2 separate regions of the Homo sapiens genome follow, and region 1 is linked to region 2. A link is an interaction called in ENCODE POLR2A ChIA-PET data of the cell type or tissue named here. Cell type or tissue: A673. All regions are shown on one strand. Each heading gives the region's core, and the rest is flanking DNA. Links, peaks and the distances in the headings are about the cores only.

The links. Peaks named below come from ENCODE experiments on the same cell type or tissue, not always from the same donor. Only the 100,000 strongest peaks of a DNase experiment are listed, where the experiment ranks them.
Region 1: POLR2A ChIA-PET joins it to region 2 with 15 read pairs; 5 of 35 experiments call an interaction of 5 or more read pairs at or near these places.

The regions. Positions count from the first base shown.
Region 1 is chr2:223,050,320-223,054,710 of GRCh38, forward strand. KCNE4 (potassium voltage-gated channel subfamily E regulatory subunit 4) reads left to right here and starts at 1,871. Exons shown (of 2, transcript NM_080671.4): 1 at 1,871-1,955; 2 at 2,489-4,391. The coding sequence starts at 2,512. The coding sequence ends at 3,024. RefSeq lists an enhancer at 2,179-2,726. In A673, for the core only: no CTCF peak of the experiment used is centred there; DNase peaks (open chromatin) are centred at 1,842, 2,812, 3,392 and 4,032; H3K4me3 peaks cover 3,647 bases; H3K27ac peaks cover 3,698 bases.
Region 2 is chr2:222,974,511-222,978,901 of GRCh38, forward strand. No RefSeq gene overlaps it. Among named protein-coding and RNA genes, the nearest start is that of ACSL3-AS1, 57 kb to the left of the region's middle. In A673, for the core only: no CTCF peak of the experiment used is centred there; no DNase peak of the experiment used is centred there.

The sequences.
Region 1 (4,391 bases), core at 324-4,323, 76 kb after region 2:
CTCTTTTCTTGGTTGTATTCCCTTGGGACTGTTGGCTCAGGTTTGGGGATTTATTATGTTTAAAACTTCAGCCTCTGTTTGGCTTCCTGGCACCAGGCTTTGTACTTCCTGCTCCTTGAATCTGGTAACTCCTATCCCCACCTCCTTTCTGCCTACTCAAAGCTTCCAGTCTTTGGTGTTGGACAATCCCTGGATGATGACCAATCTCGTATGTCCTAAGGTATACAATAAAAAATACCAGGGTCAACAATCAACAGGCATCTCTTTCTTGGGCCCATCTTGTTCTAGTGTCCCAGACATTCCAGTGTAGGCTTAGATATAGATGGAAGTGTTCTAGTGTTTATGATGGACACCTGTTGAAAAGACCAAGTCTACCATGGCTGAGGTAGCTATGGAGGGTTTTACGTATTAACACAATGGTGAGGGTATCTTTACTGGTGTGAGCACAGTTCCACTGTATGGATGATCGTGATGCTGGAGTGGTCGATGGTTGGTACCTCCAGTGCCAGCTGGGGATTTATGGATGAACACAGGTGAGTAGTCAAGTGGGAAAAATGGCAGCATTCAGTTCATCTTCCTATTCTTCCTCCAGGTGTCTTCTTAGAATCAGGATCAGGTGCAAACCCAGGGGGGTTCCTGTAGCAGCAGTGAAAATTCCAGTGCCTAAGCTATATATGTTCAAGCAGGTCAGGTGGATGTCGCATGCGTCAGTTTGACTACAGCAGAACCATGAGAGATGTTTCCTTTAGAGTTGGCCCACAAGACAGTCTGGCTGCAATCCACAGGCCACAGACAACTGGAGGGAGTGGATCTCTCCCAGTTTCCTTCCACTTAGCATGAAAGCCTCAGAATAAGCAGCCCAGGGAGCAGAGAGACTGACATTAAAGCCTGCAATTCCTCTTCCAATTTTGATCACAGCAGCCATTTAAACACAGGGTCTACCGAGGTTTAAAAAACTTGAACTGTGCTTAGTTGCACTCTGAAATAGTCCTGCTCCTCCCCTGACCTACGAGAGACAGCAAAGAGACGTGTCAATAGCCTCCGCATGAGGCTTCAGAGGAGCAGCTGTGTATGGCAGGACGGAACAAAACCTGCCCATAGTATCTTTTACGACAACATGTTTCCACTTAATGCAGACCACTGAAAAGAATGTGGGAGCTTTTAAAAAAAAATTATTATAAACATAGGTTTGTGACCTTGATGTGGAAGGCAGCTAGAATCTCTGCTTTTAGAGGGCTAAGCAACACCAGGCAGCCTTCAATCTTAGAAGGGTTAAGCTGAAAGGGTCTCAAAAGGTCACGTGGTTTATATAATCCTACCTGCAGAAGACCCCCCCCCCCGCCAGGCACAACGATTTTACAGACGAGGAATGTGAGGTGCGGAGAGGTTAAGGAAGGATTTATCTTATTTGCATAAGGAGTGGAAGAACTGAAACCGAAGCCCCAGTTCCTTGACTGTAAATCCCGCACTTGCTTCCAACTGTCTTTCATCCAGATTATGGGATTCAGCTGCCTCTGAAAACCTGTAGCCCAATAATGGTTATTCCCCAGGAGCCGCGCGAAGCATGAGCTAATTTTCAGTGAGCGCGGACTTTGGGGTAACGGTTCCAGCACAGCACATCCCTTTCTCCTCTTTTCACTCATCGTCACCGCTACCTGAAAACCCTGGCCGGGTGCTGGGGCTTGAGGAGCAGTTCCCACTTCCCAGTCTTTTTCACTTTTCACAGCTGCAAAGTTCAGGGAGTTGAACTGCAGTGCTTTCAGTTCACTGCTCACTCTGCCACGATCAATCTCTGTTGTAAATTTTCCTCCCAGAGCACGTGACGATGCACTTCTTGACTATATATCCCAACTGCAGCAGCGGAGTTGTCAGAGCGCAGAGCCGGACAGAGCAGAAGAACCCTCTTGGACTGGACGATTTGGGAATTCAAAACTTGGGACAAACTGTCAGCCTTGGTAAGTCAGCAAGGCTACACTTTGCTTTCAGAAACATTTGAAAGAGGGACATTTTTGCCAATTAATAGATGAATTTTTTTCCTTTATTTTCTTCCTGCTTTTCTTTGTTCTAAGGAAACATTGTTTTGAATTTAAAATAGTTTGGTTTTGGAAACACAATGTAAACTTTGTTTCTGCTCAGTTAAAATACGTTTCCCAGTTTTAAAGATACTATTTACTGTATGCTCCTGTCTTACATTGATTTTTTTTTTAATCAAAGTAATACTGCTCACTACAAACAGGACAAATGTGTACACTAAAAAAAAAAAAAAAAGTCCTTCTTACTTTTCCCAGTGAACCTTCCCGGGCTTCTCTCCCGTGCACTCCAAGCCCTCATAGCTCACTCTTGTCAGCTGTTTGGCGAACCCTCTTATGCTATTTCTTTCATGCACTTTTAAGCTTTTTTGGTATTGCAGTTCCACAAACCTCGTGCTCCCCCACCTCCCTGTGCCCAGGACCTGGGGGAGAGTTCTAACCTGCGGCTTTTTCCCCAGCCCCTGCTGTGGAGGCAGCCTCAATGCTGAAAATGGAGCCTCTGAACAGCACGCACCCCGGCACCGCCGCCTCCAGCAGCCCCCTGGAGTCCCGTGCGGCCGGCGGCGGCAGCGGCAATGGCAACGAGTACTTCTACATTCTGGTTGTCATGTCCTTCTACGGCATTTTCTTGATCGGAATCATGCTGGGCTACATGAAATCCAAGAGGCGGGAGAAGAAGTCCAGCCTCCTGCTGCTGTACAAAGACGAGGAGCGGCTCTGGGGGGAGGCCATGAAGCCGCTGCCTGTGGTGTCGGGCCTGAGGTCGGTGCAGGTGCCCCTGATGCTGAACATGCTGCAGGAGAGCGTGGCGCCCGCGCTGTCCTGCACCCTCTGTTCCATGGAAGGGGACAGCGTGAGCTCCGAGTCCTCCTCCCCGGACGTGCACCTCACCATTCAGGAGGAGGGGGCAGACGATGAGCTGGAGGAGACCTCGGAGACGCCCCTCAACGAGAGCAGCGAAGGGTCCTCGGAGAACATCCATCAGAATTCCTAGCACCCCCGGGACCCCTGCCGGTGGCTCCATCAGCCAGCAACCTTAGAGAGAGGAAAGACAGTTTTCAAGTGTCTGGTTTCACTTTCACAGTGCGGCTGCCACTTTGAAGAGACCCTTGGTAAACCCCTGATTCGGGGTGGGGTGGGGGACTAGGCTCAGCCGGAACCAGCACCTCCAAGGAGTCCGGGAGGTGCCTGTGGTTTGCACCCACCACTGAAAAAGCCGCGGAGATGCGCAGCGCGTACACTGACTTTGGGGCCTGGGTGTTGGGGTTCTGATCAGAATTTGGCGGGATGATATGTTTGCCATTTTCTCACTGGATGCCCTGGGTAGCTCCTGCAGGGTCTGCCTGTTCCCAGGGCTGCCGAATGCTTAGGACACGCTGAGAGACTAGTTGTGATTTGCTATTTTGCCTAGAGCTTTGTCCTTCTAGATCTGATTGGCTGTAAGTATCTCTACTGTGTACCTGTGGCATTCCTTCACAGTGGGTTACAAGCTTCTTTTGGATTAGAGGGGGATTTTTGATGGGAGAAAGCTGGAGATCTGAACCCAGCCCATTTGCACACTATAAGAAAAAAAAGTAACTTTTAAACCTGTTAACATTGGCCGGGGTTATAAGAGATGATCTTCTATTTTGACCTTTTGTCTAACTTATGACCTTGAACTCTGACCTGTGACCATGCAGCATCACATGATGGCATGACGTTCTTTGGATCAGAAGAGCTTCCCCAGAATCTAACCTGCACTCCCGATGGTGGTTCAGGAGACTCTTCCTGATCTTTCTAGAAGGGGTAAAGTGGGGTTGAACAAGGCCAAGCCGTTAGCTCTGCTGCTGCTCAGTTTCCCAGCCTAGTTTTCTGAGCTGGGAGAGGACATAATGTGGTATTTCGTCACGTAGCTGAGACCTAGAAGGGCATACTCAGGCGGAGATTGCACAAAGCTGGGCTCCAAGTTCTGTGCTTCCTGATCCCGAGCCCTGACACTCATTTGCTGTGTGGTCCCGGGCATGTCATCAAGAAGCTCGCTGTCTGCATGAGGCTCCCGACGATCTCCATCCCCAGGGGGTTGGGAGGATGTCTTTAGATTTTAGGACTCTGTGATAAATATTCCACAGCCTGGTGTGAGGAAGCTTGGACCAAATGCTTCCCCTTTGGCCGGTTAGTCTGAACAAGGATCTGCTGATTTAAAGGAGCAGTTGGAGATTCAGAACACATATAACTGGGGAATTCAGGGCAAGCTACCAACCCAGCCCTGCTGTAGTTTTCCCAGGACTGAAGGAAAGAGGCAGACACCACATTCTCCTCTGCAAAGTTCTCTGGAGAATGTGTGATGTTAACACTCCCAGCTAAGGGAAAGCAAAGTCTAAA
Region 2 (4,391 bases), core at 115-4,114:
GGGTGAGAAGGGGTAAATTGGGTTTCACTTTGAGAGGGGGGAGGTTTAGATATGACTCAAGGCCAGTTTAAGTGGAAAGTGTCAGGACTTTGGAAGAAAGGAAAGACTTTTGCAGCAGAGGAGAAGGGAAACTCCTGGGTAAATAGGAGGGACTGGCTATCAGCGTTATGTTATCTTCTTGAAACTTGCTGGGCAAACTTCCTAATGGCAAGTTATAAGGAAATGCATTAATTAATGAACATGACATTCAGATGCAGACTCTGTAAATCTGGGCATGAAAATGGCCTGTTTCAGGGGTTCCCAAGACTGGCCCCTCATCATCATCATCAGGGATGCTCAAAAGGATGGAACCCTCCCCTAAAGATTCTGGATCTATCCACGTGGGGTAAGCTCAAGGCATCTGTAAGTTGTAGAAGTTTCCCAGGTGCTGCATATTAGTCCTGGACTCCACATTGCCATTTGGGAATTATTTGCCTAATTTTAACAGAAATGAAGGAGCTTCGGGTCTTAGCCAAGAAAGAGATTCTGTAACTTTGTGAATCTGATTTCCCTTTTTTTTTTTTTTTTTTTTGAGATGGAGTCTCACTCTGTTGCCAAGACTGGAATGCAATGGTGCGATCTTGGCTCACTCCAATCTCCACCTCCTGGGTTCAAGTGATTCTCCTGCCTCAGCCTTCCAAGTAGCTGGGATTACATGCATGCGCCAACACACCCAGCTAATTTTTGTATTTTTAGTAGAGACAGGGTTTTACCATGTTGGCCACGCTGATCTCAAACTCGTGATCTTGTGATCTGCCTGCCTTGGCATCCCAAAGTGCTGGGATTACAGACGAAAGCCACCGCACCTGCCCCCCCCTTTTTTTAAGTCAACAATTTGGTGGCTAAATGAAGATGGTAAGATCTGAGCAGATATGTAGTTCAGAAAATAAATTTTTGACTTTTTATTGTAAGGAGACTTGAGTTGAGCATGTGGCAAACTTCTCCTTTCCTGTTTTCATCCCTCCTCTTCGTCTTGGCAGTGAACCCTATCATCCAGCACTATTTGTGCTGTGGTCCATGATGCTCTGGCCAATGACCTGGTGTGTAGGTCACAGCCAGTAAGTGAGACTCTGCTTGTGCCAGTAATTTATATACACTGATATGTGTTTGCCATTCATATGAAGTGATAGTGACATCATGCATTTCCTCTTTTGACCTCTCTTGAAGAAATGCCCACTTCTCCTAGTGTCCTCTTCAAAATGTCCCTGGTAAGTAGGGCTGGATAACCCTATTCACCAGGGATGGGAAAAGCCAAGAGTTTCCCAAAGAATGGCCACCAATACTCTGATAACAAACCAGCACCAATCCAAGAGATCCTTCTATGCTAGCAATGGAAAGAACAAGACAAGTGGAGGACCCCTCTTCAAAGATCATGGCTTGCTTTGGAACCATAAACCTACAACGACGTGATATTTAAAAAGAGGTCCTTTTTAAATCTTAATGGCCTCCTGACAGGTCCTCAGTAGCCTCGGTCACAGAGCTGTCTTCTAAGCATGTAGGTTGAAATCTGTATATATGACCAGCTCATTTGGTATCTTCCTCTATCAACAGGAATCTCTTCTCTCCTTGGATGAAGTAATGAGACATGGTTTATACTCTGTAAAGACAGATGGCTAAGTTATAAGACATTTTCACAGGCTGCTAATAAATATAATGATAATATTAGCTGATGTCTGTTAGCACTTCATCAGGAAGTAGGCACTACATGAAGCCTTACATGCAATATCTCATTTAATTTCCTCAACAATCATATGAGGTGGGTACTGTCATTATTACCATTTTACAGATGAGTAAAGTGGAGGCTCAGAGGGATTAAGAAGTTTGCTTGAGACTGGTAAGGGGCAGATCTAGGAGTCAAACAAGGTCTGTTTGACTCCGAATTCATGTTCTTAAAAATGTCTTTGCTTTGCTGTCCTGTATGAGCTTTTGACACATTTGTTGCACAGTAAAAACAATGGGGTCCACACGCATTCTGATCACTGTGGATTCCTGCACATCTTACCAAGAACAACTGTCTGTACTTCAAGACTGCTGACCTTAACATGTCTGTTGCTGGGGAGGGGGAGGAGGAAGAATGCAAGAGGATACAATTCTTCCTTCTGCTTTACTGCATCACCCAGATCCCCATATAAAGGATCTATTGAAGAATAAAATAACCCGTCTTATTTTTCATCATCTAATCACCCCAGGAAATCAAGTTAAAGATTAAATCCTGAACGCACCAATGTTATTAGACATCACCATCGAGGGCTTTAGCCCATTAGGTAATATCAAGCTCCTGACAGGTCACTGATTTCTTAATTGGCAGCTTGTGACTCATAGCTAAAGAAGGGAAGAAAAGCTCTATGATCCTGCAATGTCCTAATTGCCAATTGAGTTTCTCTCAGAGGGCATGCTCTGTGTATTTTGAAAACCTCATACTGCCACCTGCAATTTCATGATCACCCAGGAAACTTTCAGATATCTTCAAAGATGTTACTTTCCTGTAGGTGTTATTTCCACTAATGAGACCAGAGGGCAAGGCGACCTTGTCTTCCTCCTTCTGAAACTTTGTCTTCATCCTTCACTGTCTGCTATTTACTGCCACAGGGCTGTCTTTACCTAGTCCCTATTTCTCTGAAATTCTTCTTGAATTTTAAACACTTTATTTTTACCCTTTTCAGAGAAGCAGCAATGCCTCTGGCTCAAAGACAATGCATTTGGGTACAACTGGCTGCCTGCAGGGTGAACCTCACCCTTCAGGCCTCGTCACAGCAGAGGAGTGGCTCAGGCACCAGGGCCCAGGCGCCGGGCACACCTGCTACATTCCTCCAACTGTGAGTAGCCATGGGGGAGTTGGGGGCACACAAGATGAAAAGAACATTTTTTTTTTTTTGAGACAAGGTCTTGCTCTGTCACTTAGGCTGGAGTGCAGTGGTGCAATCACGGCTCACTGCAGCCTGGACCTCCTGGGCTCACACGATCCTCCAACCTTAGCCACCTGAATAGCTGGGACCACAGACATGTGCCACAGTGCCCAGCTAATTTTTGTATTTTTTGTAGAGACAGGGTTTTGCCATGTTGTCCAGGCTGGTCTTGAACTCCTGACCTCAGGTGATCCACCTACCTTGGCCTCCCAAAGTGCTGGGATTACAGGTGTGAGCCACTGTGCCTGGCCAAAAGACCTGCTTTCTGTCTTCATAGTGTTTACAGTCTAATGTGGAGGAAAATAAAAGTCTATAAAATAAGCACAGTACAAGAAAAAATGTAGCAGATTTCTTAAGAAATATCTTCACCAAAGTGCTATAGAAATTAAGAGAAGAAAATGGTATTTCCATACAAGCCATGTCAGATGCATTGCAGAAGCCCCCTGCTTTCAAAACTCTTCTCCAGCACAGTATAAATACACTATTAAGCCTAAACCAACCTGATTCTAATTTTTCCCTACAAGTGAATGTGTGTTTAACAGCCCAGGTTGTTCCACTTAACGGCAGGTGTTGCCCAGTATTGCCTCTGCTTCATTCCGTTCCTTTCTTCTCTGCATTTGGCTTGGTGCCCCTGAAGGTCACTCTGTTGTCCAGCTAAAGATGGTGAATGTTCCCTCTCCAGGCAGAAGCAGGCCATTGGGTGGGTATTTCTGAAGGGCTCGGAACATCGTTCCAGAGGGTCCCCAGATTGCTCTGGATTCTGACAGTGGTACCTGGACGTGATACTCAAGTTTCCTTGAATGGAGACATGATGCTTCTCCAGCAAGTGTTAAAGTTACCCAGATACTTCTGAAACTTGTGAAAAGATATGGCTTTTTCATGTATGTTATTTTCACTAATGAGACCGGAAGGTCTTTCCCTTCTATCACCCTGTCTCCATCCTTCTTTATCTATGTCAACATGAAATAATCAAAAGGATCAGAATCCAGTATTCAAGAGTTTGTTCAAGTGAAAAGCTGGGAATAACCACTTAGAAGACACAAACTCCAGAAAAATGGGTTCAGTCCTCCAAAATTAAAAGTTACCTTCCTGCTTATATTGGCAGAAAACAAAGAAGCTTGATAGGATTATAGCATTTTCTATACAGGGCTTGTTGGTGATTTACAACAATTTAATTCATTACAGTTTGTTTTCTTTTCCACAGGGCTTGTTTTCATTTTCTTTCCAATTTAAAAGAATGTATTCAACATTCCATCTTTAGAAAATGTGATAACCATCAAGTCTTTGCATGAGAAAGGTAAGAGGGAAGTTAATCTATAATGAAGATCAACTGTGAAGAGGGATGGGGTCTTCCCTGCCTCCCTTTAGTCATTTACAACATTTAAAAAAACAATGCAGGTAAGGAAGAAGTCTAATCTATAATGAGAGAAACAACAGTTACACCTG